Regions from separate parts of the Homo sapiens genome. Here regions 1, 2 and 3 are each linked to region 4. A link is an interaction called in ENCODE POLR2A ChIA-PET data of the cell type or tissue named here. Cell type or tissue: OCI-LY7. All regions are shown on one strand. Each heading gives the region's core, and the rest is flanking DNA. Links, peaks and the distances in the headings are about the cores only. Region 1 overlaps SYT12 (synaptotagmin 12). Region 2 has its middle 12 kb from the start of MRPL11. Region 3 has its middle 6.2 kb from the start of AIP. Region 4 has its middle 4.3 kb from the start of RBM14.

Region 1 (7,503 bases), core at 1,120-6,119, 420 kb after region 4:
CTTCTGTCTGGGGTGTGCCTAGCAGTCATTCACACCCTCACTGAAATCTCAGCTCCCTGGGAAAGGATGTCGTGTTAAAGGGAGAGGAAAGAACAGACAGCGTGGGAGTCTGGGGTCTGAGCTGGGCCAGCCATGGAGGTGATGGGGCCCCCGACAGCCAGAGGCCAGATGCAGCTTGAGGCTTTGTCCCGTACCACGCCTGTTGTGCTGTGGGGTGTACTTTGCCATGCATACCTTGCTCGCGTGCTGCGGGCATTGGCTGTCCCAGCTTGGCCCCACTCTTGCAAAGTCAGCTTGTGCCAGGTAAGCAGGAAAAAGCCGATGGCTTATCTGATTCCCGGCAAGGCAGAAGCAGGCTGGGAGGTGCGTGTGTGTACATTAGCATGTGTTTCAGCGTATCCAGACCAGCTTCCGCCAGGAGCTAGGACCACCTTGGGCAGGTACATGGTGACCCATTTGACCTGCAGATTCTTAGGAAACTTTTTGGAAACCATATGCCCACTTGCAGTGAGACACAGTGGTTAGGAGCATGGAGCCAGTTGGCCTGGGTTGAACAGTTTATTAGCTGTGTGGCCTGGGGCAAATTACGCCCTGGGACTCTCACCCGCAAACCAGAGATAATAATAGTACCTACCTCATGGGGCTGTTAGGCAAATTAAATGAGGTCAGATAAATGCAAAGTGCTTAGAATGGCGCTTGATGTGTAAGAAGGGCTCGACAAGGTTCTCTATTACTATCATTATCTCCAGCCCAGGCCCAGGAATGAGCTTCCACTCTAGTCAGGATGGGTGAAGCCCTTCCTGGCTTAGCACCACCCTTCCATCACCATGACAACGCACATCTCCTTGTGGGAGTGGGGGCAGCATCAGGAGAACTGGAAGCCAGGAGCTGGCTGTGCACCTTATCTGACCTGCTTCTAGAGGCTCCTGGGCACCTCCAGGACTTAAGGGGGTAGACTAGGACTTATGGCACCCCAAATGTGCTGGATAACCCTGACTGGAGCATGGCACCGAAGCTTCTTGACTCCAAAGCCACAGACTGGGGAGAACCCCGGAATTCCTGAAAATGTGGAGGGCCTTAGCTTTACCCTCTGATTCGACCCCAGTCCCAAAGGGAACCTACAGGATGCTCCGAGGGGTTGGGAATTGGTGGGTCACACTCCCCAAGGACTTTTTATACTGCGTCTGAATGGTGTTTGCATTTTTTTGCAAATTGGTTGCTACCTTTAAAACTCAGGAAATGGCACATAAAAAATTCAGGTATCTGGCTTTTCTTTAAAGTGCCAGAAGATCAAGCCACGGTGGTTGGCATTCCTGCTGGGGCAAAAATGCAGCTGCCCTTGGGCCAGGCCATCACTCTGCAGTTCTTACCTCCCCTTCCCCTTGCCCTACCACCCTGCACCAGGCCTGCAGGCTTACCATGTGTAACCACCTCTCTGAACTACAAGGGAATCCAGAAATTGGGGTGGGCATTATCCTGGCCCTCGGTGCCCTTGACCTGAGATCAGTGCAGCCCATCCCAAATTCCTTTTTCCAGGACTCCCACATACACCCACTTAGAACACATCTGTGAGCCAGATTTACTTCTTAGCACACTAATAAAACAATGAGCAGTCACCTAGGTTCAGGTAATGGGTTGTACGAGCTCCCAGACCTTTCTAGAACAACTTAAGCCTCAGTCATTCCTAAAAGCTGGGGGTGGAGGATGGGGTGGGGAAGAAACCATGCCAAGCAGTGAAAGGACTGATAATAGAATATTGCAGACACGCAGCCTTTCCTTCCCAATCAAAATGGAAGCATTTGAAGGAAGGCTCTGGCTCAAGCCAGGGGGGCCTTGCTCTAATGAGTCACCTACTGCGTCGCCGCTGGTCAGCCTGATGTTGTTAGGATGGAAATGAGCTGGGGTTGCCAGATTTGGCAAATACAAAAACAGGACACCCAGGAGCATTGATGTTTTGGATGAACAATGGAAAAGATTTTGGCGTAAATATGTCCTGTGGAATATTTGGGACACACATATTAAAAACGTATTTGAAATTTGGCCAGGCGCTGTGGCTCACACCTGTAATCTCAGCACTTTGGGAGACCAAGGCTGGTGGATCACCTGAGGCCAGGAGTTCGATATCAGCCTGGCCAACATGGTGAAACCGCATCTCTACAAAAAATACAAAAATTAGCCGGGTGGGGTGGCACATGCCTGTCATCCCAGCTACTTGGGAGGCTGAGGCAGGAGATCACTTGAACCCAGGGGCAGAGGCTGCAGTGAGCCGAGATCGCGCCACTGCACTCTAGCCTGGGCAACAAAGAGAGACTCCATCTGAAAAAACAAAACAAAACAAAACAAAATCTGAAATTCACATGCCACTGGGCATCCTGTGTTTTATCTGGCAATCCTGAGAAGAGTCTTAGAATGCTTGAAAAGAGCTTTAAACATCATTTCTTAAAATGCCAAGCCTCCCTTTGGTGGCACTCCCCTTATAGCTGAGTGTAAGCTCTGGATGACAGGCACGTGGGTGCCAGGAGGCCAGGACCTAGGAGCGGGACGCTGACTCTCTGCAGCCCTCTCCTCTCACTCTCTTTTCCCTTCCAGTCACAGTCACTGCAGCAGACATCATGGCTGTGGATGTGGCAGAATACCATCTGAGCGGTGAGTGCCCAGGGCAAACCCCTCCTGGATCACGCCTGCGAGACCCTTACACCAGGCCTGGGTGGGAGGTGTCTGTGGGACATGAATAATTAGTCCTTGCCATTAATGTCTTCACTGTCAAGGACAGTCAGTGACTTGCCCAAGGTCAGACAGCCCGCCCTGGGGACATCAAGCTTGGCCCAGTCTGAGGTCTCCTCATCTTGCCACTCAAGTGGCTCCTTCTTGTTAAAGTGACTTTCTCTCTTTCACTTGAAAGGGTCCCCGGGGAGACCCTCATCCTGCTGCACCCTGGGGATGAGCCTGTGACTCGGAATCCACTCACCGAGGCCTTCTGTGGAGACTGTCAAGTAGCCAAGGGAAAATAAGCCCAGGAAGGTCAAGGTTAGATTCATGGGGCGTTAAACTCAGAGACCACCCAGTCCAGAGGCAGAGGTTATAGTGAGCTGAGATCACACCACTGCACTCCAGCTTTCCAGCCTGGGCAACAGAGTGAGACTCCGTCTCATCAGAAAAAAAAAGAGGCCACCCAGTCCAGGGCCATGGCTCCCACCTTGTCACCCTTTGCCTCAGCAGGGAGATGGGAGCTGGCTGGGAGATGCCTCGAGACTCCAGACATACTCCTGCAGCCCTCCCCATGGACAGCGGATGGGGTCAGAGAAGAAACATACCAGCCGTCTTTTCTCCCTTTGTTCCTCTCCTCATTCACAGATGGGAGAAGTGAGGCTTAGAGAGTAACGGGGTCAGGATGTGCACTCAGGTCTCCTGACTCCCAGCCCCGTGCTCCCCATCACTCTAGCCCCTACCCTAACGCAGCCCCTGGGGAGCCCAGGGCTGATCTGAAGGGTGTGCCCGGGAATCACCTTTCCCATCACTTTTTCCCAAAAGTGAGCCAGGGAGCCGCACTTTTCACCCTCAGGCTCACAGGTCTTGCCCCCCTGCCCCCACCCTGCCCCCTACCCGTATGGCCTTGGGCAAGTGGTGAAACCGGAACTTCTACTTACTTATCTGTAAAATGCAAAAGATGAGGCTTGCCTCAGGGCTGTTGGGAAGATTTAGAGAGCTGATGGTTGTGCAGCGCCCAGCATGGTGCAAACGCCACTCTTCCAGTGGCAGCGCTTTGCACACGCTGTTCCCCTGTCCTGGAGTCCTTCCCTGCCTCTGCCACTGCCTGCCTGAGTCCTGGCACCTGGTGGTGGGGTTATAGGTGCAGATCTGGACCCAGTCTGTCTGGAGGCAGATCTCTCCTCCGTCCCTCAGCTTCCTCATCTGTAAAATGGGGAAAACAATAGAACCAACCTCACAGGATTGCCTTGACTCCATGGGTTAATATACGTGACGTGCTTAGAACAGGGCCTGGCAAATCATAAATAGTAAGTGCTTCATAAGGGGAGCTATTCCTCCTCCTCCTCATCCCACTCGTTTCTGGTCTTCGCCTAGACCCCACTTCCAATATCACCCCAAGACTGGTATTCCATAAAATCAATAAATGAATGCGAATTGTCATTTCATGTCACCTTCCTGGGGCTTTTCCTTCTGTGCCCCCAGCCCTGCCCCCTTTTCTGCCACCCCGGGCATGGGCTCCACCCTTCAGCTCCCAAAGAGCCTCAGGCACAGGGGAGCCTGAACCTGCTTTGCCACCTGGCTGTGCCCACAGCCTGCTTAGAGACCTTGGGCCTCTGGTCCTGCCCTCTAGCCAACCCCCGGCTACTACCCAGCCCTGCTGTGACCCTGTTCCCAGGACTCCCAGAATACACCAAGCCTTAGCAGGGCGGGGCCCGGGAGCCTCCATGGATCTCTTTGTCATGGGCATACGTAGCCCACAGGTGACATTCTGTCAACAGCGGCAGGAGGAAGGAGGGTTTCTTCACAGCCCTTCCACCGTCGTTACCCATTCCTTCTGTTTTTCCCTGGTCTGCCCAGCCCGTGACTATGTGCTGCGTGACTTTTGCGCACGTCACACGATTGCGTGATTAGACCATGTTGGGGATTCATTTTTTTCCTCTCTTAACAATGCCAGAAATGTGTCTCTGCATTGCCACAGTGCCATCCTAATGACCTCAATTGTCATTCTCGAAGGCCAGTGACATTTCCTCCCAAGACAGAGCCACCAGCCCTCACTGGCCCCCTCGGTGGGACCTTCAGGCTGTCTCCAGATTTCTGCTGTTATAAATACAGCCTCGATGACTCATCCCAGACACAAAACCTGTTGGGATTTTCCCTTTAGAATAAATTCACCAGAGTGGGACCGCTGGATGGGGGATGTTCTTGTCATCCGCATTTTCCAAACGGAGTATGAAGCCCAGAGGTGCTGGGTGACTTGCCTGGAAGCCAAGGTACCGGTGCCCGGCTCTGCCGTTTCTCACCGCTGGCCTTGAGTGGAGAAACAGATGTGCTCATTACCCTTCCTTGGTCTCAGTTTTCCTCTTTTAGAAAGTAGGGCCTTGGCCAGGGGCGGTGGCTCACGCCTGTAATCCCAGCACTTTGGGAGGCCAAGGCGAGTGGATCACCTGAGGTCAGGAGTTTGAGACCAGCCTGGCCAATATGGTGGAACCCCATCTCTACTAGAAATACAAAAAATTAGCTGGGCATGGTGGTGGACGCCTGTAATTCCAGCTACTCGGGAGGCTGAGGCAGGAGAATCGCTTGAACCGGGGAGGCAGAGGTTGCAGTGAGCCGAAATCGTGCCATTGCACTCCAGCCTGGGCAACAAGAGTGAAACTCCATCTCAAAAAAAAAAAAAAAAAGAAAAAGAAAGAAAAGAAAAGAAAGTAGAGCCTTACAGGGTGCTCAGTGCTGGGAGGGCGTCAGGGCTGGAGGCCAGTGAGTCAGTGCTGTGGACTCTGGCCAAAGGCAGCTCAGCAGACAGCAGGGCAGGCTAGAGGGGCTGCCCCACTGTGTGATCCATTCCTGTGTGGCCGGGCTTCAGGGCAGCAGTGATGAGGAACTCCTCTAGCCCCGGGTCCCCTCCCTCCCTCCCCCGGCCACTCTGCCCACTCTGGGCTTTTTATACCCCTCTATTCTTCCCGCTCTTGACTTCCAGCTCCTGTTGCCGTGGCCTGGCACACTTCTTGCCCCTCCTCATATCTCAGCTTACATGTCCCTCTTCCAGGAGGCCTTCCTGGGCTGCTCCCATTCCCAGTACCCTGATCTGTCTATTTATTTGCCTGCCCCACCCCACCCCCTAGACTGCCAGCTACTTAAGGACAGGGACTTGGCCTGGGGCTGACTCAACCCTGGCTACCCATGCCCATAGGCTGCTGGCACACCAGGATGGGTGCTCAATGGATGTGCAGTGATCAATCTCATGCCCTGAGGTGCTCTTCGCACCTCTCCCCACCTTGCTTCCAGGGAACTGTGCGGGGTCGAGGCCGGGTGGGGCAGTGGTTACCCCACTTGCTTTGGGGTCTGGCTGCTAGAGTTGGGGTCCCAGCACCACCCCTTCTGGGCTCTGTGACCTTGGGCAAGTTCTTTAGCCTTTCTGTGCCTCAGTTTCCTCACTTGAATTGAGACAGACGCAGTACTAAGAGCAGTTTAGAGAACTGTATTTGCCAGCACTGTGACCTGCACAATGAATCCCAGTGTCTCCTTGGCTTCCTTTGGGGAAGCAGAGCCAGGTTTCCTGGGAGAGGGAGGCAAAACCTTGGAACGTGTATGGTCCTGCTGCGTGCCAAGCGCGGTGCTGGGGAGGACTCGCCTGCCACAGTTGAGGAGGTTGTTAATTTCCGTTTTCGGGGGCAGCAAGGCTCAGAGAGAGAAGGTTATTGACTCATCAGCAGAGCAAAAGCCTCTGAGCATCTGGATTTGTCTCCAAGCCCTGCACAGCCTGCAGCCACCTCTCACTTGTGGCTGAGTTGTTTGTTTTGGTAAGAGATTCACAGAGAGAAAAGATTCACATACCAAGCAATTTACCCACTTAAAGTGTACAATTTAATGGTTTTTAGTATATTGTGCAACCAACCACACAATCTATTTTTAGAATATTTTCATCATCCCCCAAAGAAACCCTATTTCTCCCAACTTTCCAGCCCCTGACAGTCACTAATCTACTGTATAGACTGGTGTCAATTCTGTCTACATAGATTTGCCTTTTCTGGATATTATGTACACAGGCTGATCATCCTAAATCCAAAAATCCAAATCCAAAATCTGAAATATTTTGCGGGCCGACATGATGCTGAAAGAAATGTCTATTGGAGCATTTTGGATTTCAGATTTTTGGATTAGGAATGCTCAGACTATAAGTGTAATGTAAATATCCCCAAATCAGAAAAAATCTGAAACCCAAAACACTTCTGGTCCCAAGCAACACAGGAAAGTGTATGTCTTGTTCGACATGGGATCTCCAGCACCTAGCACATAGTAGGCATTCAATAAATATCCATTCAATGTAGAAGTCGGTGCTGCTCCCCGGGTGGGGGTCTGTATCCACTAGGAAGCCCTAATGAGAGGCTGCCCTTGCCTTGCAGTCATCAAGAGCCCCCCTGGCTGGGAGGTGGGTGTCTATGCTGCAGGGGCCCTGGCCCTGCTGGGAATCGCAGCTGTGAGCCTGTGGAAGCTCTGGACGTCGGGGAGCTTCCCCAGCCCCTCTCCGTTCCCCAATTACGACTACAGGTACCTTCAGCAGAAGTACGGCGAGAGCTGCGCAGAGGCCAGGGAGAAGGTGAGGCTTCTGCTCCTGCAGGTGCACAGCGAGTGCAACCCCATGCCCCTACCATCCACTCAGATCAGTCTTCAGCCCCTCTCCCTCCGTCACCACCTCCTCCTGGTTAATGTCCTCCTTTGAAAGGGGAGTAGACCTCCCTCTTCCCCTTTCACATCTTCAACTTTTTTTTTTTTTTTTTTTTTTTTGAGATAGAG
Region 2 (7,503 bases), core at 1,673-6,672, 160 kb before region 4:
ATAGACTACCAGGAAGCAACTCCCCAGGGTACCTCAGTAATATGTGAAATCAAAGTGAGGTCATGTGTGAGGTTCAGTGGCAATAGTAAAGATGAGCCTGGACAGGTGGGTAGGGGCCAAATCATTCAGGCCTTGTCAGCCCTATTAAGGAGTGTGGACTGTGCAATAGGAAGCCATTGAAGGGTGTTAACCATATGCATCATATTTGCATTTTGAAAAGGTCACCAGAGCTTGGGTAGGTAGGAGGCATTGGAGGAGCATAATAGTGGATGCAAAGAAACCCATTAGGCCAAGGAAGGAATAGGGTAGAGAGATAATGGTGACTTGGACCAGGGAAGAGGAGGGGCACCCATTCATGAGCTATTTAGAAGACAGAATTTATTTTATTCAACCAATGCTTGTGCAGTATGAACTGTGTCTCTGAACAGTAATTCTTTTGTTCAGATGGAGTCTCACTCTGTCACCCAGGCTGGAGTACAGTGGCTTGATCTTGACTCACTGCAACCTCCACCTCCCAGGTTCAAGCGGTTCTCCTCCCTCAGCCTCCTGAGTAGCTGGGACTACAGGCGCGCATCATCACACCCAGCTAATGTTTGTATTATGAACAGTAATTCATTTAAACCTCATCACTACTCTAAGAAGTGTAGGTACTATTTCTGTGTTTTTGGAGACAGAGTCTCACTCTGTCACCCAGGCTGGAGTGCAGTCGCATGATCTAGGCTCACTGCAAACTCTGTCTCCTGGGTTTAAGCAATTCTCCTGCCTCAGCCTCCCAAGTAGCTGGGACTACAGGCGCACGGCGTCACACCAGGCTAATTTTTTGTATTTTAGTAGAGACGGGGTTCACCATGTTGCCCAGGCTTGTCTTGAACTCTTGAGCTCAGGCAGTCTACCAGCCTCGGCCTCCCAAAGCACCAGGATTACAGACGTGAGCCACCACTTCCAGCCTACTATTTCTATTCCCACTTTACAGATGAGGAAACTGAAACACAATCGCAATCACACTGTATACAAAATTTGTGTGTTGTGTATTGGTATTTTACTTTGAGCACTGTCTTAATCTGTTTTTGGTTGCTTATAATAATCTGTATTCTGTTGCTTATAACAGAATACCTGAAACTGAGTATAATAAATAGAATTTATTTCTTACAGTTCTGGATGCTGGGAAGTCCAAAGTTGAGAGGGCACAACTGGTGAGAGCCCTCTTGCTGATGAGGACTCTCTACAGAGTCCTGAGGTGATGCAGGATATCACATGGCCAGGGGGCTGAGTGTCTAGCTCACGTCTCTCTGCCTCTTCTTTTTTTTTCAAGACAGAGTCTCACTCTATCCCCCAGGCTGGAGTGCAATGGTGTGATACTGGCTCACTGCAACCTCTGCCTCCCGGGTTCAAGTGATTCTCATGCCTCAGCCTCCTGAGTAGCTGGGATTACAGGTGCCTGCCACCATGCCTGGGTTTTGCCATGTTGGCCAGGCTGGTCTCAAACTCCTGATCTCAGGTGATCCACTCGCCTCAGCCTCCCAAAATATTGGAATTACAGGTGTGAACCACTGTGCCCGACCGATTCTTCTTATAAAGCCACCAGTCCCACTCCTGTGATAACCCACTAATTCATTAAGTCATTAATCCATTCATTTATAAATGGATTAATCCATCTATAGGGCAGAACCTATCACCTCTTAATGGCCCCACATTTCAACACTTCCTCATTTAGTAATGTAAACCAAAAATAAAGATCTAAGCCTCCCAACCATCTGAATGGACCTCTCCTCTCAGCCAAGGGCATTCCAAAGTTCACCTGAACAACTAGTTCAGACCTTGATGGGAAGTGAGAGTCGGGTATGCCTCATTATTCCCTTCTCCCTTTTGGAATTCAGGCACAACTCACCAGTAAAAACAGATCTTAAGACTGATAAAGCAGACTCTTTGTAGCAATAGGATACCAAATTCCAGCCTGACTCTAGTATAGCATCACATGACAGATAGCAGGCCCTGAAAGAAAGTAAAGTATTTTACTCCAAATTATGTTTCTTTGCCATATATTGAAATAGTCCTGTCATGGGGGAAATCGACATTCTAAAGAGAATCTCCTTCCTTTTCCGGGTCTTTTTCCTGATCCAGGAGAAAAATCTGACAGGCAAAATTTACAATCTATGTTCTCTGAAGACTGCTACCTGGAAGCTTCATCTGCATAATAAAAACTTTGGTCTCCACTGGGCACGGTGGCTTACGCCTGTAATCCCAGCACTTTGGGAGGCCGAGATGGGCGGATCACAAGGTCAGGAGATTGAGACCATCCTGGCTAACACGGTGAAACCCCGTCTCTACTAAAAAATACAAAAAATTAGCCAGGCATGGTGTCGGGCGCCTGTAGTCCCAGCTACTTGGGAGGCTGAGGCAGGAGAATGGTGTGAACCTGGAGGCAGAGCTTGCAGTGAGCCGAGATCGAGCCACTGGACTCCAGCCTGGGCAACAGAGCGAGACTCCGTATCAAAAAACAAACAAACAAAAAAACTTTGGTCCCCACAACCCTTCATCTTAACTCAGACACCCCCCTCTATTAATTCCATGTCCTTAGATAAATTCTTTCCACCAATTGCCAATCAGAAAATCTTTGAATCCACTTATGATCTGGAAGCTCCCCTCCCTAGGCTGCCACCACCTCCCCCCAGCTTCCAGTTGTCCCACCTTTCTGGACCAAACGAATGTACATCTAACATGTATCAATGTCTTATGTCTCCCTAAAAGGTATGAAACCAAGCTGTAGCCCAACCACCTTGGGCACATATTCTTAAGATCTCCTGGGGCTGTGTCACAGGCCATTGATCGCTCATATTGGGATCAGAATAAATCTCTTCAAATATGTTACAGAGTTTGACTCTTTCCATTGACAGGATTAAGTTTCAACATGTGGGTTTGGAGGAAACAAACATCCAAGCCATAGCAAACATTTAATGCTATATCACAAGTGTATTAGTCCATTCTTACATTGCTATAAAGAAATACCTGAGACTGGGTAATTTATAAAGAAAAGAAGTTTAATTGGCTCATGGTTCCACAGGCTGTACAGGAAGCATGGCAGTGGCTTGGCACAGTGGCTCACGCCTGTAATCCCAGCACTTTGGGAGGCCGAGGCAGGCAAATCACCTGAGGTCAGGAGTACGAGACCAGCCTGACTAACATGAAGAAACCCCATCTTTACTAAAAATACAAAATTAGCCAGGTGTGGTGGCGCATGCCTGTATTCCCAGCTACTTGGGAGGCTGAGGCAGGAGAACTGCTTGAACCCAGAAGGTGGAGGTTGCGGCCAGCTGAGATCATGACATTGAACTCCAGCCTGGGCAACAAGAGCAAAACTCCATCTCAAAAAAAAAAAAAAAAAAGAAAGAAAAGAAAGAAAGAAAAAAGAAAAGGAAAGCATGGCAGCACCAGCTCAGTTTCTGGGGAGGCCTCAGGAAACTTACAACCATGGTGAAAGGGTGAAGGGGAAGCCAGCATATCTTATACAACCAGAGCAGGAGAAAGAGAAATGAGGTAGGTGCTACACACTTTTAAACAACCAGATCTCGTGAGAACTCTATCATGAGAATAGCACCAAAGGGACAGTGGTAAACCATTCAGGAGGATCCACCCCCATGATCCAATCACCTCCCACCAGGCTCCATCCCCAACACTGGGGATTACAACTGAACATGGGATTTGGGTGGTGACACAGAGCCAAAACATATCAACAAGTGTCTTCTATGTTATGAAATATCCCTCCTAAATAGGATTTTACTGACTAGAACGGTTAGGGATGGCCTCTTTGAGGAAGTGACATTAGACTTGAGAGAAGGAAGACAAGGGACTTGTTTCGGGGAAGAGCCTTCCAAGCAGGAGTAAGTGTGTGTGGACCCCTGAGGCAGGCGTGGGCTGGTTGGCTCTGGAGACCACCAAGGAGGTCAGTGCAGCTGGAAGGAATGAGGGAGGGGGCAGGGGAAGGAGAGGAAGTTGGAGAGGATGGGGAAAGCAGATCATGGCAGGCATTGGAGGGCAGGTAAAGACGTAGGACTTTACTTGGGCTCCAGTAGGAAGTCACTGGAATAGGTAAGTGATGGGATGCAACTTATGCTGTAGAAAGATGACTCTTGGCTGCTGAAGGGAGGCTACAGAGAGGCCAAGATGGAAGCAGGGACCTGTTAGGAGGCTGTTGTCCTCCAGGTGAGAGATTTTGGTGCTGCAACTAGGGTCATGAAGGGGGAAGTAGAGAAGATCATTTAGGCAAGTGTCAGTGCACATTGGTTCCACAAATATTCCCCAAAGACCTACTGCATGCCAGGTCCTAGGTCAGCCACTGGACATACAGAAATGAGAAGGTTTGACATCATCTTTGAGGGTCACACAGGCTATGCACTGGCTTTCTATCTTTCTTGGCCATGAGTATTAGTAAAAAAAAAATGCATTTTACATTGTGGCCCAATGCACATATGTGACATATACACAGGGAAATACCAGTTTCATGAGACAGTTCATATCTTTACTCTAGGTAGTGTACTCTATTTTCTATTCTGTTCTATTCTGTTCTATTCTATTCTATTCTATTCTATTCTATTCTATTCTATTCTATTCTAATTCTTTCATTAAAAATGCTGGTTGAACCCATGAAGTCAATTTCATAACTCGCTGGTAACTCACAACCCTACCTTGCAAAAAGCCTTGACCTAACAGGAGAGGTAAATACATGAATAGAGCACTAGGTGCAGAACCACATGGTGAGTTCTCTGTGAGGGGCAGGCACAGCTGCTGCCCTGCAGGGAGGTGCTCTCTGTGCATCAGCTCAGCTAGCTGCTGTAACAAAACACCACGGCCTGGGCACGGAAACAACAGAAGTTTATTTTCTCACAGTTGTGGGGGCTGAAAGTCCAAAAGCAAGATGTCGGCAGAGTTGATTTCTTCTGAGGCCTCTTACCTTAACTCAAAGATGGCCACATTCTCCCTGTGTCTTCACAAGGTCTTCCCTCTGCTCTGGTGTCTCTGTGTGTCCAAATTTCCTCTTCTGATAAGAACATTAATCAGATTGGATCAGAGCCCACCCTAATTGGCCTCATGTTAAGTTAAATCAGCTCTTTAAAGGCCCTCTCTCCAAATACAGTCACATTCTGAGGTACTGGGGAGCCAGGGCTTCAACATATGAATTTGCAGGGGTCGGGAGACACAATTTGGCCCAAAATAGGCATGTTCCCCAGCCTGGGGGACAGGGAAGCAGAGGGAACAGCAGAGGTACAGGATAGTGTGGGGCAGGAGGGAGGGGCACATGCTGTGGTGTCAGTGGAGGGTATGGTGTGAGGTAGGGAGTATCAGGCTGGAAATGTTGGCAGGGGCTGGATCTGAAGGGCCTTGAATCCTGCACCAATGAATGTAGACTAGCTTGCAGAGGGGTGAATCTCAAGTGTCAGTGCACCGCAAGATTGCCTGGGACATTGTGACAAGTGCAGGGATCCTTGGAGGGGACATCCTAGAAAGCTGCACTTTAATCAGTATCTCAGATGGACCAAGACCCACCCTCAGCAAAGAAGATGCAGGTGCCATTGACGAGATGTAAACAGGGGCTTGACACTGGCTCAGTTGGAGAGGATAGATTGGAGGGGCAAGAATGGAGACAGAGAGGCCATCAAGGGGGCTGTCCTGAGTGCCCAGCCAAGAAATGATGAAGTCTGAATTGATACTAATAGTGGTTGACTTTTAGAGAGTGTTTAACATATGCCATGAGCCAGGCCTGAGCTAAGCACCCTTCCTGGGTAATCTTACTGATTTCTCACAACAGTCTTGTATGGTAGGTATCTTTATTATTATTACTACTATTATTTTGAGACAAGGTCTCACTCTGTCACCCAGGCTGGAGTGCTGTGGCACAAACATGGTTCATGCAGCCTCGATCTCCCAGGCTCAAGCAATCCTCCCACCTCAGTCCCCCAAGTAGCTGGCACTATAGGCACATGCCACCATGCCTGGCTAAATTTTGTGCTTTTTTGTAGAGACAGTTTTGCCATGTTGCTCAGGCTGGTCTCAAACTCCTGGGCTCAAGTGATCCTCCTGCCTTAGCCTCCCAAAATACTGGGATTACAGGCATGAGCCACCACACCCGGCCAGTGTCTTTATTTATTTATTTATTTATTATTATTTTTTAAGATGGAGTCTTTCTCTGTCACCAGGCTGGAGTGCAGTGGCGTGATCTCGGCTCACTGCAACCTCCGCCTCCCGGGTTCAAGCGATTCTCCTGCCTTAGCCTCCCAAGTACATGCGCATGCCACCACCCCCAGCTAATTTTTGTATTTTTAGTAGAGATGGGGTTTCACCATGATGGTCTTGATCTCTTGACCTTGTGATCTGCCCACCTTGGCCTCCCAAAGTGTTGGGATTACAGGCATGAGCCACCGCGCCTGGCCTATTTATTTATTTATTTATTTATTTATTTATTTATTTATTTTTGAAATGGAGTCTCATTCTGTCACCCAGGCTGGAGTGCAATGGTGTGATCTCAGCTCACTGCAACCTCTGCCTCCCAGGTTCAAGCAATTCTCCTGCCTCAGCCTCCTGAGTAGCTGGGATTACAGGTGCCCGCCACCACGCCCAGCTAATTTTTTGTATTTTTAGTAGAGATGGGGTTTCACCATATTGGCCAGGCTGGTCTCAAACTCCTGATCTCGTGATCCACCCGCCTCAGCCTCCCAAAGTGCTGGGATTACAGGCGTGAGCCACCACTCCCAGCCTCTTTATTTTTATTTCATAGTTGAGAAAACCAAGGCTCAGAAAGGTGAAAAGACTTGCCCAAGGTCACAACTAGGGAGAGTTGTCTGTCTGTGTGTCAGGAGAGGCAGAACCTAGATCTCAGCCCTGCCTCTCTGGACAGTTGCAGAGGGGATCGCAAGGTTGATGGGAGCTGTGGGGACATAGTAGGCAGGACTTTGTGACAGGTTGAATGTGGGCAATGGCAGGGGTGGGGTATGAACTACTTGCAGGCAGTTCTGGGTCCCTAACTCTCCATGTCACCAATCAAAGGTCAAAGGGAGCCCAGCCTGGGTGTGGGGCAGAAGCAGAGATGTTGGCGGCGTGAAGCTCAGGAGTATACATCAGAGAAAGCCAAAAGCCAGCTGGAATAGTTCCTGAATACAGTTTTAACCTTGCTTGCAATTATTTTGAAGGGGAGAAATCATCTGGATTGGAATTAAGATGCTCTGGTTTCAAGGAAATAGCATGCAGCTTGCCAGATCCTCCCTTGGACTCTTCTTGATAAACTGCTCTGTCTCTAAGACAACTCTGCCCGTGCTGACCTTATTCACAAAGGACCCACGCCCCCTTTGTGGTGAAGCCAAGGAAGTACTCAAGCCTTATAGTAACAGGTTTATTTTACAGGAAGTGAACGTCACACTTCCAGAAAACTCTGCCTGGTATGAAAGGTATAAATTTGACATTCCTGTCTTTCACTTGTGTGGCCAGTTTCTGATGATGCATCAAGAAAACACC
Region 3 (7,503 bases), core at 1,123-6,122, 860 kb after region 4:
CTAGGTGTTGCCATGGCAATGGTAAACTGACATGCACTGGTCTTACGGGTCTTAGGTCTTATGGAGAGGTGCTTTCACCTCTTCCCTGTTTTATTTTTTTGAGACGGAGTCTCCCTCTGTTGTCCAGGCTGGAGTGCAGTGGCACGATCTAGGCTCACTGCAACCTCCACCTCCTGGGTTCAAGCGATTCTCTGCCTCAGCCTCCGGAGTAGCTGGGATTACAGGCATCCGCCACTACACCCAGCTAAGTTTTGTATTTTTAGTAGAGATGGTGTTTTACCATGTTGGCCAAACTGGTCTCAAATTCCTGGCCTCAAGTGATCCACCTGCCTCACCCTCCCAAAGTGCTGGGATTACAGGCATGAGCCACCATGCGCAGCATTCCCTGTTTTAGCTAGTTCTCAATCTGGTCTGGTGTCTGTGTCCCACCTCCAGAGCTGAGTCCTGCCACCTACCTCATTCCTCGCTCAGAGATTAGATACTCCTTCTTAATCTTAAGAGGGCAGCGGAAGGGCAGAGATCCATCTTCTGTAACTGCTTCCTGTTGAGTTTATGGGCATAGCCCCTTCCTAGCACTGGAGAGGTAAAAATCTCCAGATACCCGGTCGGGTGCAGTGGCTCATGCCTGTAATCCCAGAACTGTGGGAGGCTGAGGCGGGTGGATCACAAGGTCAGGAGGTCGAGACCATCCAGGCCAACATGGTGAAACCCTGTCTCTACCATCCTGGCTAACACAGTGAAACCCCATCTCTACTAAAAATACAAAAAATTAGCTGGGCGTGGTGGCAGGCCCCTGTAGTCCCAGCTACTTGGGAGGCTGAGGCAGGAGAACGGCGTGAACCCGGGAGGTGGAGGTTGCAGTGAGCTGAAATCGCGCCACTGCACTCCAGCTTGGGCGACAGAGCGAGACTCCGTCTCAAAAAACAAACGAACAAAAAAAAGAAACCCCGTCTCTACTAAAAATACAAAAATTAGCTGGGCATGGTGGCAGACGCCTGTAATCCCAGCTACTTGGGAGGCTGAGGCAGAGAATCTCTTGAACCCGGGAGGTGGAGGTTGCAACGAGCCAAGATCTCGCCTCTGGACTCCAGCCTGGGTGACAGAGCGAGACTCTGTCTCAAAAAAAAAAAAAAAAAAAAAAAAAAAATCTCCTGATACCCGATCTAAGGGTCCAAAAGACAGGATACTTTCATTACCCAGGTCAGTAGATGAATGGGTCGGAAGCCTTGTGCCAGCATTGTGTTTACCTGAAACTGTTGCAATCTCAAAGACTTACTAAGAGTTTAAACAACCACAGCCAAAAATTAGGAATAACAAGATGGCTATCAAAGGTCCTAGGAGAGGTAAAAAACCAGGTGAGACTCGGGAAGGCATTTTTGATAGTTGACCAGATATTGCTGGGGTTGGTGCTATGGTTCTATCTATGTAGCCAAGTAGCTTGTTCATAGATCTTTCGAATGTTAGCCTCAGTCTGTTTGGAGCTGGTAAGACATGTGCAGCAGGTTTTATTAATAACTGCACAAACTTCACCTTGTTCAGCTAGTAAATAATCTAATGCTAATCTGTTACAGAGAACTATGTTTGCCAAAGAGTCTAGAAATTCTTGAATTCCCTTTAAGGCCTGACCCGTGTTGGTGGCTAAGGATTCTAGGGTTTGAGTCAAGTTCTTTACGGTTGACTCGTGGTAAGCAAGGCCACCCTAGGGTGCCACCAGTCCTATTGTTGCCCTGATTCCCGCCAAAATTAATCCTATTGCTCACTTACTTCTGCTGTTCTTGGGTCTTATGGGGTTATAGACTGTGACCTCTGGAGGGGCAAGGGTAGCTATTGTACATTCGCCTCTGTTCCAAGTTTTTTTTTTTTTTTTTAGACAAAGTCTCAAAAAAATTAGCAGGGCATGGTGGTGGGTGCCTGTGGTTCCTGCTACTCGGGAGGCTGAGGCAGGAGAATCGCTTGAACCAGAAGGCGGAGGTTACAGTGAGCCGAGATTGTGCCACTGCACTCCAGCCTGGATGACAGGGCAAGATTCCCGTTTTTTTTTTTTTTTTTTTGAGATGGAGTCTTGCTCAGCCACACAGGCTGGAGGGCAGTGGGGTGATCTCGGATCACTGCAACCTCTGCCTCTTGAGTCCAAGTGATTCTCCCGTCTCAGCCTCTCGAGTAGCTGGGATTACAGGTGCCCACCACCATGCCCAGCTAATTTATATATATTTATATAATATATAAATATATAATATATATTATATACAATATATATTATATAATATATGATAATATATATAATATACATAATATAATATATTATATATATATTTTTTTGAGATGGAGTCTCTCTCTGTCGCCCAGGCTGGAGTGCAGTGGCGCAATCTCGGCTTACTGCAAGCTCCGCCTCCCGGGTTCATGCCATTCTCCTGCCTCAGCCTCCAGAGTAGCTGCAACTACAGGCGCCCGCCACCACGCCCGGCTAATTTTTTGTATTTTTAGTAGAGACGGGGTTTCACTGTGTTAGCCAGGATGGTCTCGATCTCCTGAGCTCGTGATCCGCCCGCCTCTGCCTCCCAAAGTGCTGGGATTACAGGTGTGAGCCACTGCGCCCGGCCAATTTTTATATTTTTAGTACAGACGGGGTTTCACCATGTTGGCCAGGCTGGTCTTGCACTCCTGACCTCATGTGATCTGCCTGCCCCGGCCTCCCAAAGTACTGGGATTAGGTGTGAGCCACTACCACTGGCCGCTCCAAACAACCAGTTCTTTTTCCCTCTGGACTGTGGTGCCATCTTTATCATACAGCAGTTGTAGAGCTGCCTACACATATGTATGTTCTAAGCTCTCTTTTTGGTTCCTTTTGAGAGGTGACAGCCTGCTGGCAGCCCTCACAGCCCTTGCTCGCTCTCGGCGCCTCCTCGGCCTTGGTGCCCACTCTGGCTGCGCTTGAGGAGCCCTTCAGCCCGCCGCTGCACTGTGGGAGCCCCTTTCTGGGCTGGCCAAGGCCAGAGCTGGCTCCCTCAGCTTGCGGGGAGGTCTGGAGGGAGAAGCGCGGGCGGGAACCGGGGCCGCGCGCGGTGCTTGCGGGCCAGCGCGAGTTCCGGGTGGGCGTGGGCTCGGCAGGCCCCGCACTCCGAGCGGCCGGCCCGCCCGCCGGCCCTGGGCAGTGAGGGGCTTAGCACCTGGGCCAGCAGCTGCTGTGCTCGACTTCTCGCTGGGCCTTAGCTGCCTCCCCGCGGGGCAGGGCTCGGGGACCTGCAGCCCGCCATGCCTGAGCCTCCCCACAGCCCCGCCGTGGGCTCCTGCGCAGCCTGAGCCTCCGCGACGAGCGACGCCCCCTGCTCCAGGGCGCCCAGTCCCATCGACCACCCAAGGGCTGAGGAGTGCGGGCGCACGGTGCGGGACTGGCAGGCAGCTCCACCTGCAGCCACGGTGCGCGATCCACTGGGTGAAGCCAACAGAGCTCCTGAGTCTGGTGGGGACTTGGAGAACCTTTACGTCTAGCTAAGGGATTGTAAATACACCAATGGGCACTCTGTATCTAGCTCAAGGTTTGTAAACACACCAATCAGCACCCTGTGTCTAGCTCAGGGTTTGTGAATGCACCAGTCAACACTCTGTATCCAGCTGCTCTGGTGGGGACTTGGAGAACCTTTGTGTGGATACTCTGTATCTAGCTAATCTAGTGGGGACGTGGAGAACTTTTTTGTCTAGCTCAGGGATTGTAAACGCACCAATCAGCACCCTGTCAAAACGGACCAATCAGCTCTCTGGAAAATGGATCAATTGGCTCTCTGTAAAGTGGCCCAATCAGCAGGATGTGGGTGGGGCTAGATAAGAGAATAAAAGCAGGCTGCCCGAGCTATCGGTGGCAACTGGCTCGGGTTGTTTTGCACACTGTGGAAGCTTTATTCTTTTGCTCTTTGCAATAGCTCTTGCTGCTGCTCATACTTTGGGTCAACACTGCGTTTGTGAGCTGTAACACTGACCGCGAAGGTCTGCAGCTTCACTCCTGAAGCTAGCGAGACCCTGAACCCACCAGAAGGAAGAAACTCCGAAAACATCCGAAAATAAGAAGGAACAAACTCCGGACACGCCTCCTTTAAGAACTGTAATACTCACTGCGAGGGTCTGCAGTTTCATTCTTGAAGTCAGTGAGACCAAGAACCCACCAATTCCGGACACACTTTGACCCACTTCACTAATTCTCACCAGTATCTTATCCTTGTCTGTACGGTTTTCGGTGTGGTTTAATGCAAGAGACCAAGCCCCTTCTCCTTGGTCATCTTGTTCAAACTTGACTTAGCTTTTCATGGACCTTTATTTTTTATAGAAATGTTACAAAAATGTTTTCCGAGTTCTTAAAAAATCCTCCCAATTTCTTTTTTTCTTTTTTTTTTTAATTGATCATTCTTGGTGTTTCTCGCAGAAGGGGATTTGGCAGGGTCATAGGACAGTAGTGGAGGGAAGGTCAGCAGATAAACAAGTGAACAAAGGTCTCTGGTTTTCCTAGGCAGAGGACCCTGCGGACTTCCGCAGTGTTTGTGTCCCTGGGTACTTGAGATTAGGGAGTGGTGATGACTCTTAACGAGCATGCTGCCTTCAAGCATCTGTTTAACAAAGCACATCTTGCACCGCCCTTAATCCATTTAACCCTGAGTGGACACAGCACATGTTTCAGAGAGCACAGGGTTGGGGGTAAGGTCACAGATCAACAGGATCCCAAGGCAGAAGAATTTTTCTTAGTACAGAACAAAATGAAAAGTCTCCCATGTCTACTTGTTTCTACACAGACACAGCTACCATCCGATTTCTCAATCTTTTCCCCACCTTTCCCCCCTTTCTATTCCACAAAACCGCCATTGTCATCATGGCCCGTTCTCAATGAGCCGTTGGGTACACCTCCCAGACGGGGTGGTGGCCGGGCAGAGGGGCTCCTCACTTCCCAGGAGGGGCGGCCGGGCAGAGGTGCCCCTCACCTCCCGGATGGGGTGGCTGGCCGGGCGAAAAAATTCTCCTGATTTCTATTTGGATTTCATTGAATTTCTAGATTAATTTCAGAAGCAATCACATCTTTGTGTTGAGTTGTTCTATTTATTAACAAGATACGTCTCTTCAGTTATTGAGATCTTCTTTTGTGTTATAAAATCTTGTTTTTCAGGCTGGGCACAGTGACTCATGCCTGTAATCCCAGCACTTTGGGAGGCCGAGGCAGGCGGATCACCTGAGGTCAGGAGTTCGAGACCACCCTAGTCAACATGGTGAAACCCTGTCTCTACTAAAAATACAAAAATTAGCTGGGAATGTTGGCAGGCACCTGTAGTCCAAGCTACTTGGGAGGCTGAGGCAGGAGAATTACTTGAACCCTGGAGGCAGAGGTTGCAGTGAGCTGAGATCGCGCCACTGCATTCCAGCCTGGCGACAGAGCAAGCCTCCATCTCAAAAAAAAAAAAAAAAAAAAAAATTTGTTTTTCTTCAAAAAGTTCTGAGTTGTGTTTGTATTTCCTACTTCATGGGTTTTATTGCTGTTGTGAATGATACTTTAGTCTCTCCCTTTTTTTTCTCTTTGAGTTGGAGTCTCCGTCGTCCAGGCTGGAGTGAAGTGGTGTGATTATGGCTCACTGCAGCCTCCGCCTTCCAGGTTCAAGCTATTCTCCTGCCTCAGCCTCCCGAGTAGCTGGGATTACAGGCATGTGCCACCATGCCTGGCTAATTTTTGTATTTTTAGTAGAGATGGGGTTCCACCATGTTGGCCAAGCTGGTCTTGAACTCCTGACCTCAAGTGATCTGCCTGCCTCAGCCTCCCGAAGTGCTGGGATTACAGGTGTCAGCTACCATGCCTGGCCCTTTATATTCTATTATACTTTTCAGTTGCTTATTGCTGGTGTGAAGAGTACTATTAATTTTTGTTAGCTTTTTTTTTTTTGGAGACGGAGTTTCGCTCTTTCTTGCCCAGGCTGGAGTGCAGTGGCACAACCTCGGCTTACTGCAACCTCCGCCTCCTGGGTTCAAGCGATTCTCCTGTCTCAGCCTCCCGAGTAGCTGGGATTACAGGCACCCGCCACCACACCCAGCTAATTTTTGTATTTTTAGTAGACACGGGGGTTCCACGATGTTGGCCAGGCTGGTCTTGAACTCCTGACCTCAGGTGACCCGCCCACCTCAGCCTCTTAAACTGCTGGGATTACAGGTGTGAGCCGCTGCGCCCGGCCGCTTTTTTTTTTTTTTTATTTTATCCCTGTAACATTGCTGAACTCTGGGTTTTTTGTTTCCGTTTTTGAGATAGGGTCTCACTCTGTCGCCCAGGGTGGAGTGCAGTGGTCTGATCATGGCTCACTGCAGCCTCAGCCTCATGGGCTCAAGGGATCCTCCTGCCTCCCAAGTAGTTAGAACCACAAGCGCGTGGTACCATGCCCAACTACATTTTTTGATTTATTTGTAGAGACAGGGTCTTGCTATGTTGCTCAGGCTGCTCTCGAACTCCTGGCCTCGAGTAATCCTCCTGCCTTGACTTCTAAAATTGTTGGGATTATAGGCATGAGCCACCATGCCTGGCCTTCTAATTTGTTAAAGCAGTCTATAGATTATGTTGGATTTTCTATACCGATATAATCTGCCAACAATGACAGTTTACTCTCGTTTCTTTTTCTTGGCTTATTGTTTTGGCCAGGACTTCTTTTTTTAAAAAAAATTAAATTTCTTTTATTTTTTTGGATATAGGGTCTTGCTCTGTTGTGCAGGCTGGAGTGCAGTGGTGAGATCATAGCTCACTGCAGCCTCGATCTCCTGGGCTCAAGGGATCATCCTGCCTCAGCCTCTTTAGTAGCTGGGACTACAGGCATGTGCCACTATGCCCAGCTAATTTTCTTTCTTTTTTTCTTTTTGTAAAGACTGGGTCTTGCTATCTTGCCCAAGTTGTTACTCATGGGCTCAAGCTATCCTCCTGCCTCAGCCTCCCAAAGTGCTGGGATTCTAGGCAGGACTTCTAACACTTACTGATCAGCATCATTCCTAGAGAGCATCATTGCCTTGTTCCTGATCTTGAAGAAATTGTGGATACTTATTCCATCATACTTAATTGTATGCAGCTTTTATCAACCTGAGAAAATTCCTCTTTGTTCCTAACTGTGAGTTTTTATCATAAATAGTCACAGAAGTTCATAAAATGCTTTTTCTGCATATTTTGAGATAACCATATGCATTTTCTCCTTTAGTTAACCGACGTGGTGAATTACAGTAATAGATGTTTATAATGTTGAACCATTCTTACATTCTTGGAATAAACTCTACTTGATCTTCATGCATTTTCTTTGGAAAAAAAATTCTTTTTTTTTTTTTTGAGACAGTCTCGATCTGTCATCAGGCTGGAGTGCAGTGGTGTGATCTCGGCTCACTGTAACCTCCACCTCCTGGGTTCAAGCGATTCTCCTGCCTCAGTCTCCCTGAGTAGCTGGGATTACAGGCGCCTGCCACCACGCCTGGCTAATTTTTATATTTTTAGTAGAGACGGGGTTTCAC
Region 4 (7,503 bases), core at 959-5,958:
AGCAACACCCTGTCTCTACAAAAAATAATTTAAAAGGCCGGGCGCGGTGGCTCACGCCTGTAATCCCAGCACTTTGGGAGGCCGAGGTGGGCGGATCACGAGGTCAGGAGATCGAGACCATCCTGGCTAACATGGTGAAACCCCGTCTCTACTAAAAATACAAAAAATTAGCTGGGTGTGGTGACACGTGCCTGTAGTCCCAGCTACTCGGGAGGCTGAGGCAGGAGAATGGTGTGAACCCGGGAGGCGGAGTTTGCAGTGAGTGGAGATCGCGCCACTGCACTCCAGCCTGGGCGAGAGAGCAAGACTCTGTCTCAAAATAATAATAATAATAATAATAATAATAATAATAATAATGATAATAACTTAAACATTAGCTGAGTGTGGTGGCACAGGCTTATGGTCCCAGCTACTTAGGAGCCTGAGGCAGGAGGATTGCTTGTGCCTAGGAGTGTGCAGCGGCAGTGAGCCATGGTCACGCCACTCTGCTCCAGCCTGCTTGAGAGAGTAAGACCTTGTCTCTAAAAAAATAAAAATAATTAAAAAAAAAGAGGCCTTTAATCCCAGCAGTTTGGGAGGCCAAGATGGGAGGATTGCTTGATCCCAGGAGGTCAAGGTTGCAGTGAGCCATGATTGTGCCACTGCACTCCAGCCTGGGGGACAGAGTGAGACCCTGTCTCAAAAATAAATCAATAAATGAAAAGGAAAATTTAAGTCCAAGATGGGAAGATTACTTGAGGCCAGGAGTTCGAGACCAACTTGGGCAACATAGCAAGAACCCCATCTCCAAAAAAAAATTTTTTTTTTTTTTGAGATGGAGTTTCTCTCTTGTTGCCCAGGCTGGAGTGCAGTGGGGTGATCTCGGCTCACTGCAACCTCCACCTCCTGGGTTCAAGCGATTCTCCTGCCTCAGCATCCCGAGTAGCTGGGACTAAAGAAAGGTGCATGCCACCACGCCCGGCTAATTTTTTGTATTTTTAGTAGAGATGGGTTTTCATCATGTTAGCCAGTTCCTGACCTTGTGATCCGCCCGCCTTGGCCTCCCAAAGTGCTGGGATTACAGGTGTGAACCACCACACCCGGCCTATACCTCCATATTTTTAAATAACATGACTGTGTCATTGTTTCTTATTTTCAGTCTTGATATTGTCTGTGGAATTCTATATTAGGATGAATTCTGCAGTAAGTAATACAGTCCTAATAGTGGCCAAAGCAATTAAGACATTTAATTATGTCACCAGATCAACAGTCTGGATATTTGAGGATTCAGAGCAGGTCCAGTGGTGTGGCAACGTCAGGATACTGTCATCATGAACTGTGTGTTTCTCTTCATGTCCCCTCCTCCCCTTTTGGTGGCAAGGGTGATTACCACAGCACCAAGCCTCCCATTGTCACACATTCACATGATAGGGTGGAAAGCTGGAAGGAAGGAGACCAAAAAGGGAAAAGCTCCTTTCTAGCAGAGAAGAACACCTATGCAATGGAATAATGAAAGTTAGCTGTGAAAACGTCTTTATCTGTGTTGTTACTAACTCATATCAGTTTCCTGTAATCAGTTTCCTTTGTAACAGTGGCAGCTGTAACAAAGTACCACAAACTGTGGCTTAAAACAACAAAAATTTATTCTCACAGTTCTGGAGGCCAGAAGTACAAACTTAGTATCACTGGGCTGAAATCAAGGTGTGGACAAGAGCTTGCTTCCTCCAGAAACTATAGGGAAACATCCCTTCCTGGCCTCTTCCAGCTTTGTGTGGCCGCTGGCATTCCTTGGCTTGTGGCCGAATCTCACTCCAATCTTCAAGGCCAGCACCATCCACTCAGTCTGCTCTGTCTTCCCATGGCCTTTTCCTCCATGTATTTGTGTCAAATCTCCTTCTGCCTCCCTCTTACAAGGATGCATGTGATTGCATTTAACACCACCAGAGTAATCCAGGATAATCTCTTCTTAGCAAGGGCCATTGATTTAATCACATCTTCAGAGACTTTGCCACATAAAGTAACATTCAGAAGTTCCAGGGATTAGGACCTAATATCTTTGGAGGCCATTAATAAACCTGCTACAGTGACCTAGTAAACCACAGGTAAATTGATACAATTAACTTAGGAAAAGGTCTCATAAGTAAATTTGACGGTACTCTAGTTTCCATGACAGAATTTCTCTCTAGCCTTTCTCTCCATTCGTTGTAAAGAGATAAGGACTTTACTTGTCAGATTGCTTTATTACAGAGATTGTTTTTACCCAAAACTAAGTTTACCTAAGTTTACAAAATTTGATTTAGATCAGTGGTTCTCAGTGGGGATGGTATGGCCCTATGGAAGTTTGTGAGGGCTATTTCTTCTGGCTGTGACAATGCTAGGTGGGGGCGGGGATGCTGCTGGTATTGGGGGAAGACTAGGGATACTTACCAACCTTCAATGTGCAGGATAGTCCTGCACCAAATAGCCCACAGGATACCCTTGTAGGTGAAAAATCACTACTTATGTATATTTCAGATGGTGTCTTGCTCTGTCACTCAGGCTGGAGTATGGTGGTGTGATCATAGCTCACTGTAGCCTCCATCTCATGGGATCAGGCAGTCCTGCCTCAGCTTTCTGAGTAACTGCAACTACAGGCATGCACCACCATGTCCAGCTAACTTATTTTTTATTTTCTTTATTTATTTTTGAGACGGAGTCTCACTCTGTTGCCCAGCCTGGAGTGCAGTGGCATGATCTCAGCTCACTGCAATCTCTGCTTCCTGGGTTCAAGTGATTCTCCTGACACAGCCTCCTGAGTAGCTGGGATTACAGATATGTGCCATGACGCCCAGCTAATTTTTTTTTTTTTTTTTTTTTTTGTATTTTTAGTAGAGATTGGTTTTGCCATGTTGGCCAGGCTGGTCTCAAACTCCTGACCTCAAGTGATCTGCCTGCCTTGGCCTCCCAAAGTGCTGGGATTATAGGCGTGAGCCACCACAGCCGACCTATTTTTTTTCTTTTTTTCTTTCTTTCTTTTTCTTTTTTTTTTTTTTTTTTTTTTGAGACATGATCTCTTAGTTTGTTGCCCAGCCTGGAGCCCAGCGTCATGATTATCGTAGCTCTGTGCAACCTGAAACTCCTGGGCACAAGCAAGCTTTTTGCCTCAGCCTCCCAGCTGGGACCACTGGTGCACATCACCATGCCTGGCTAATTGCTCTTTTTCTTTTTTTTTTTTTGTTTCAGACAGTTTCACTCTGTCACCCAGGCTGGAGCACAGTGGTATGATCTCGGCTCACTGCAACCTCCACCTCCCGGGTTCAAGCAATTCTTGTGCCTCAGCCTCTCAGGTAGCTAGGATTATAGACACGCGCCAGCACTCCCGGCTAATTTTTTGTATTTTTAGTAGAGATGGGGTTTCACCATGTTGATCAGGCTGGTCTTGAACTCCTGACCTCAAGTGATACACCCACCTCGGCCTCCCAAAATGCTGGGATTACAGGTGTGAGCCACTGCGCTGGGACTAATTTTTATATTTTTTGAGACATGGGGTCTCCCTGGGTTGCCCAGGTTTGTCTCAAACTCCTGGGCTCAAGTGATCCTCCTGCCTTGGCCTCCCAAAGTGCTGGGATTATAGGCATTGAGTCACTGCGTCTGGCCAAACTTCTTACTATGTGTCTTACATTGTGTTCAACACTTGTTATTGCTCAAAATGGCCTTATCCTTCATACATACCTGCCAAGAGAAATTTTTATTAGAGACAAGGCCTCCCTGTGTTGCTCAGGCTGGAGTGCAGTGGTGCGATCACAGCTCACTGCAGCCTTAGCCTCCTGGGCTCAAGTGATCCTCCCATCTCAGCCTCCAGAGTAGCTGGGACTACAGGCACACACCACCACACCTGGTTAATTTTTAAAATTCTTTTCATGTAGATGGGGGTCTATGTTTCTCAGGCTGGTCTTGAACTCCTGAGCTCAAGTGATCCTCCTGCCTCAGCCTCCCAAAGTGCTAGGATTACAGGGATGAGCCACCACACCCATCCCCAAATTTACAATTAAAAAACTCTTAAACCTAAAAACAAAAATGTGGTAAAGCCAGTTATTTTATAGGTAAGATGATACTCATATGTGTAAAGAATCTAGCTGGGTGTGGTGGGTCATGCCTGTAATCCTAGCACATTGGGAGGCTGATTCTGGAGGATCACTTGAGGCTAGGAGTTTGAGAGCAGCCAGGGCAACAAATTGACCCCCGTCTCTACAAAGTAAAAATTAAAAAATTATCTGGGGGTGGTTGGGCATGGTGGTTCATGCCTGTAATCCTAGCATTTTGGGAGGCTGAGCTGGGCAGACCACGAGGTCAGGAGTTCAAGACCAGCCCGGAAGGTCCAGGCTGCAGGGAGCCATGATTTCATCACTGTACTCCAGCCTGGGGGACAGAGTGAGACTGTCTCCAAAAAACCAAACCAAACCAAAACAAACAAACAACAACAACAAAGAAAAAACCTGCAAACTTTTCTTTGAGATCAGCCAAGCCAAGCTAGACACTTTACAGATGAGAAACTCAGTGAGGGCTGCAGGAGCGAAGAGGGTTGCCCACCTGGACCATAAAACTGAACTAGGGCTAATTTAATGCTATTTCCATTATTCTAGATCAAGGAGTCAGATCCTTATTCAAGCCCCAGCATTCTGATTTGCCAGATCTGTGAAATTTGGCAAGATTCTTTACATCTATTTAATTAATTTATGTATTTAGAAACAGAGTTTCACTCTTTTGCCCAGGTTAGAGTGCAGTGGCACCATTACAGCTCACTATAATCTTAAAATCCTGGGCTCAAGCGATTCCTTCCCCCTCAGTCTCTCAAGTAGCTAGAACTACAGGTGCACCACCACCCGCAGATATATGTGTGTGTGTGTGTGTGTGTGTGTGTGTATATACATACACACACACACACACACACAAATATGTACGTATGTATTTTTTGAGACGGAGTCTCACTCTGTCACCCAGGCTGGAGTGCAGCGGCCACAATCTCAGCTCACCGCAACCTCCGCCTCCTGGGTTCAAGCAATTCTCCTGCCTCAGCCTCCTGAGTAGCTGGGATTACAGACGCACGCCACTACGCCCAGATAATTTTTTGTATGTTTAGTAGAGACGGGGTTTCACCGTGTTGGCCAGGCTGGTCCCGAACTCCTGACCTCATAATTTGCCTTCCTCGGCCTCCCAAAGTGCTGGGATTACAGGCATGAGCCACCCCGCCCGGCCGCCGGCTAATTTAAAAAAAAAAAATTTTAGAGATGGATTTTGGTCGTTGCCCAGGCTGTCCCCAACCTTCTGGGCTGAGGCGATCTACCTGCCTCAGCCTCCCAAAGCACTGGGATTACAGGCATGAGCCACCACACCCAGCCTACAATTAGTTTCACCTGTTTCTTTTCACCTTTTAAAATGCAGCTACTAGAAAAATTAAAAGCACCTATGGGTCTCACTGTGTTAACGTAAGACCCCACCTGCCGGGTGGGGTGACTCACACCTGTAATCCCAGCACTTTGGGAGGCCGAGGCAGGCGAATCACAAGGTCGGGAGTTCGGGACCAGCCTGGCCAACATGCTGAAACCCCTACTAAAAATGCAAAAATTACGCCGGGCGTGGTGGCGTGCGTGCCTGTAATCGCAGCTACTCGGGAGGCTGAGGCAGGGAAAACTGCTTGAACCCAGGAGGCGGAGGCTGCAGTGAGCCGAGATAGCACCACTGCACTACAGCCAGGGTGACAAGAGTGAAACTCTGTCTCAATAAATAAATAAATAAAATGGCTATCCTTACTGGGTAGCTAGGGGTTTGCTGATATCCTGTTCTGGGAATACTGCCAGCAGTTTGGATTTCAGGAGATACCAGAGTAGTGCCCCTTTTCTTTCTTTCTTTCTTTCTTTTTTTTTTTTTTTTTGAGACGGAGTCTCGCTCTGTCGCCCAGCCTGGAGTGCAGTGGCGCGATCTCGGCTCACTGCAAGCTCCAACTCCCGGGTTCACGCCATTCTCCTGCCTCAGCCTCCCTAGTAGCTGGGACTACAGGCCCCCGCCACCATGCCCGGCTAATTTTTTGTATTTTAGTAGAGACGGGGTTTCACCGTGTTAGCCAGGATGGTCTCCATCTCCTGACCTCATGATCCGCCCGCCTCAGCCTCCCAAAGTGCTGGGATTACAGGCGTGAGCCACCTCGCCTGGCCCAAGCACATGCCATTTCAATGGCCTTGTGCTACACAACTCCCACCCTCCTATTCTGCTCTCTGTTCCAGGTTCTGGCCATATTGGGCTCTTTTTTTTTTTTTTTTTTGGAGACAGAGTCCTGCTCTGTTGGCCAGGATGGAGTGTGGTGGCGTGATCTCAGCCCACTGCAACCTCCACCTCCTGGGTTCAAGTGATTTTAATGCCTCAGCCTCCTGAGTAGCTGGGATTACAGGTGCCAGTCATCATGCATGGCTAATGTTTTGTTTTCAATTAGCAATAATTGCGCCTCGGATAAACCTCATTGGCTATGATACTGCCACTGCGCAAAGCTAATGTTTTGTAGTTTTAGTAGAGACAGGGTTTTACCATGTTGGTCAGACTGGTCTCGAACTCTTGACCTCAGGTGATCCGCCCGCCTCAGCCTCCCAAAGTGCTGGGATTACAGGCGTGAGCCACCGGGCCTGGCCCATACTGGCTCTTGACTCTTCCTTGAACCAGATTTGCTTCTGCCCCAGCACTCTTTGACTTGTACTTTCTGGCCGGCATGATCTTCCCTCAGAGGATGGCTTAGTTCCCTTGATTACTCCAAGTCCTCATCACCATCTAACACGCTTATGTTTTACTTATTTCTTGCCTGTTTCTCCCCACCATAAGATCCAAGAAGGTTGGGATTTCTGTCATTTTTTTTTGTTCACTGCTATATTCTTGGTGGTGTCCACATGGTAGGTGCTATTTGTTGACTGAACACGTAGGCAAATATTTCCCTGAGTTTGTCACATGTCTATGTTTTTGATGTTGTCTGCCATGCAACAATCTTATTTACATACTCAAATCTGTTTAAAAAAATTTTTGAGACGGAATCTCACTGTCGCCCATGCTGGAGTGCAGTGGCGTGATCTTGGCTCACTGCAACCTCCGCCTTCCGGGTTCAAGTGATTCTCCTGCCTCAGCCTCCCAAGTAGCTGGGATTACAGGCGCGCACCACCACACCCGGCTAATTTTGTATTTTTAGTAGAGACGGGGTTTCACCATTTTGGCCAGGCTGGTCCTGAACTCCTGACCTCCGGTGATCTGCTTGCCTTGGTCTCCCAAAGTGCTGGAATTACAGGCGTGAGCCACCGCTCCCGGACTAAAATTTTTTTTAAGGCTCAACTTTTGCTTCCTGCAGAATTAATTTTCTCGTTTATTAAACTGTTTATTATGAAAACCTTCAACATACAATAACGTCATTCCATTATTTCTTGACTGGGAATTCCATCAGGGCAGAGGCCTTTGATTTTTCACCGGCTGCCAGGACCTCAGCAACCCCAGGGAATGTTTCCAAAGAATCAA

The links. Peaks named below come from ENCODE experiments on the same cell type or tissue, not always from the same donor. Only the 100,000 strongest peaks of a DNase experiment are listed, where the experiment ranks them.
Region 1: POLR2A ChIA-PET joins it to region 4 with 7 read pairs; 2 of 35 experiments call an interaction of 5 or more read pairs at or near these places.
Region 2: POLR2A ChIA-PET joins it to region 4 with 5 read pairs; 17 of 35 experiments call an interaction of 5 or more read pairs at or near these places.
Region 3: POLR2A ChIA-PET joins it to region 4 with 5 read pairs; 4 of 35 experiments call an interaction of 5 or more read pairs at or near these places.

The regions. Positions count from the first base shown.
Region 1 is chr11:67,027,533-67,035,035 of GRCh38, forward strand. It overlaps SYT12 (synaptotagmin 12), which reads left to right. Exons shown (of 8, transcript NM_177963.4): 2 at 2,590-2,646; 3 at 7,113-7,306. The coding sequence starts at 2,613. Among named protein-coding and RNA genes, the nearest start is that of SYT12, 8.2 kb to the left of the region's middle. RefSeq lists enhancers at 245-314, 4,716-5,555. In OCI-LY7, for the core only: no CTCF peak of the experiment used is centred there; a DNase peak (open chromatin) is centred at 3,679; H3K4me3 peaks cover 1,354 bases; H3K27ac peaks cover 69 bases.
Region 2 is chr11:66,447,025-66,454,527 of GRCh38, forward strand. It overlaps the pseudogene LOC100505524. Among named protein-coding and RNA genes, the nearest start is that of MRPL11, 12 kb to the left of the region's middle. RefSeq lists a silencer at 5,409-5,602. In OCI-LY7, for the core only: no CTCF peak of the experiment used is centred there; no DNase peak of the experiment used is centred there.
Region 3 is chr11:67,473,064-67,480,566 of GRCh38, forward strand. No RefSeq gene overlaps it. Among named protein-coding and RNA genes, the nearest start is that of AIP, 6.2 kb to the right of the region's middle. RefSeq lists an enhancer at 4,318-4,868. In OCI-LY7, for the core only: no CTCF peak of the experiment used is centred there; no DNase peak of the experiment used is centred there.
Region 4 is chr11:66,608,589-66,616,091 of GRCh38, forward strand. It overlaps the pseudogene RNU4-39P. Among named protein-coding and RNA genes, the nearest start is that of RBM14, 4.3 kb to the right of the region's middle. In OCI-LY7, for the core only: no CTCF peak of the experiment used is centred there; a DNase peak (open chromatin) is centred at 3,133; H3K4me3 peaks cover 1,904 bases; H3K27ac peaks cover 3,929 bases.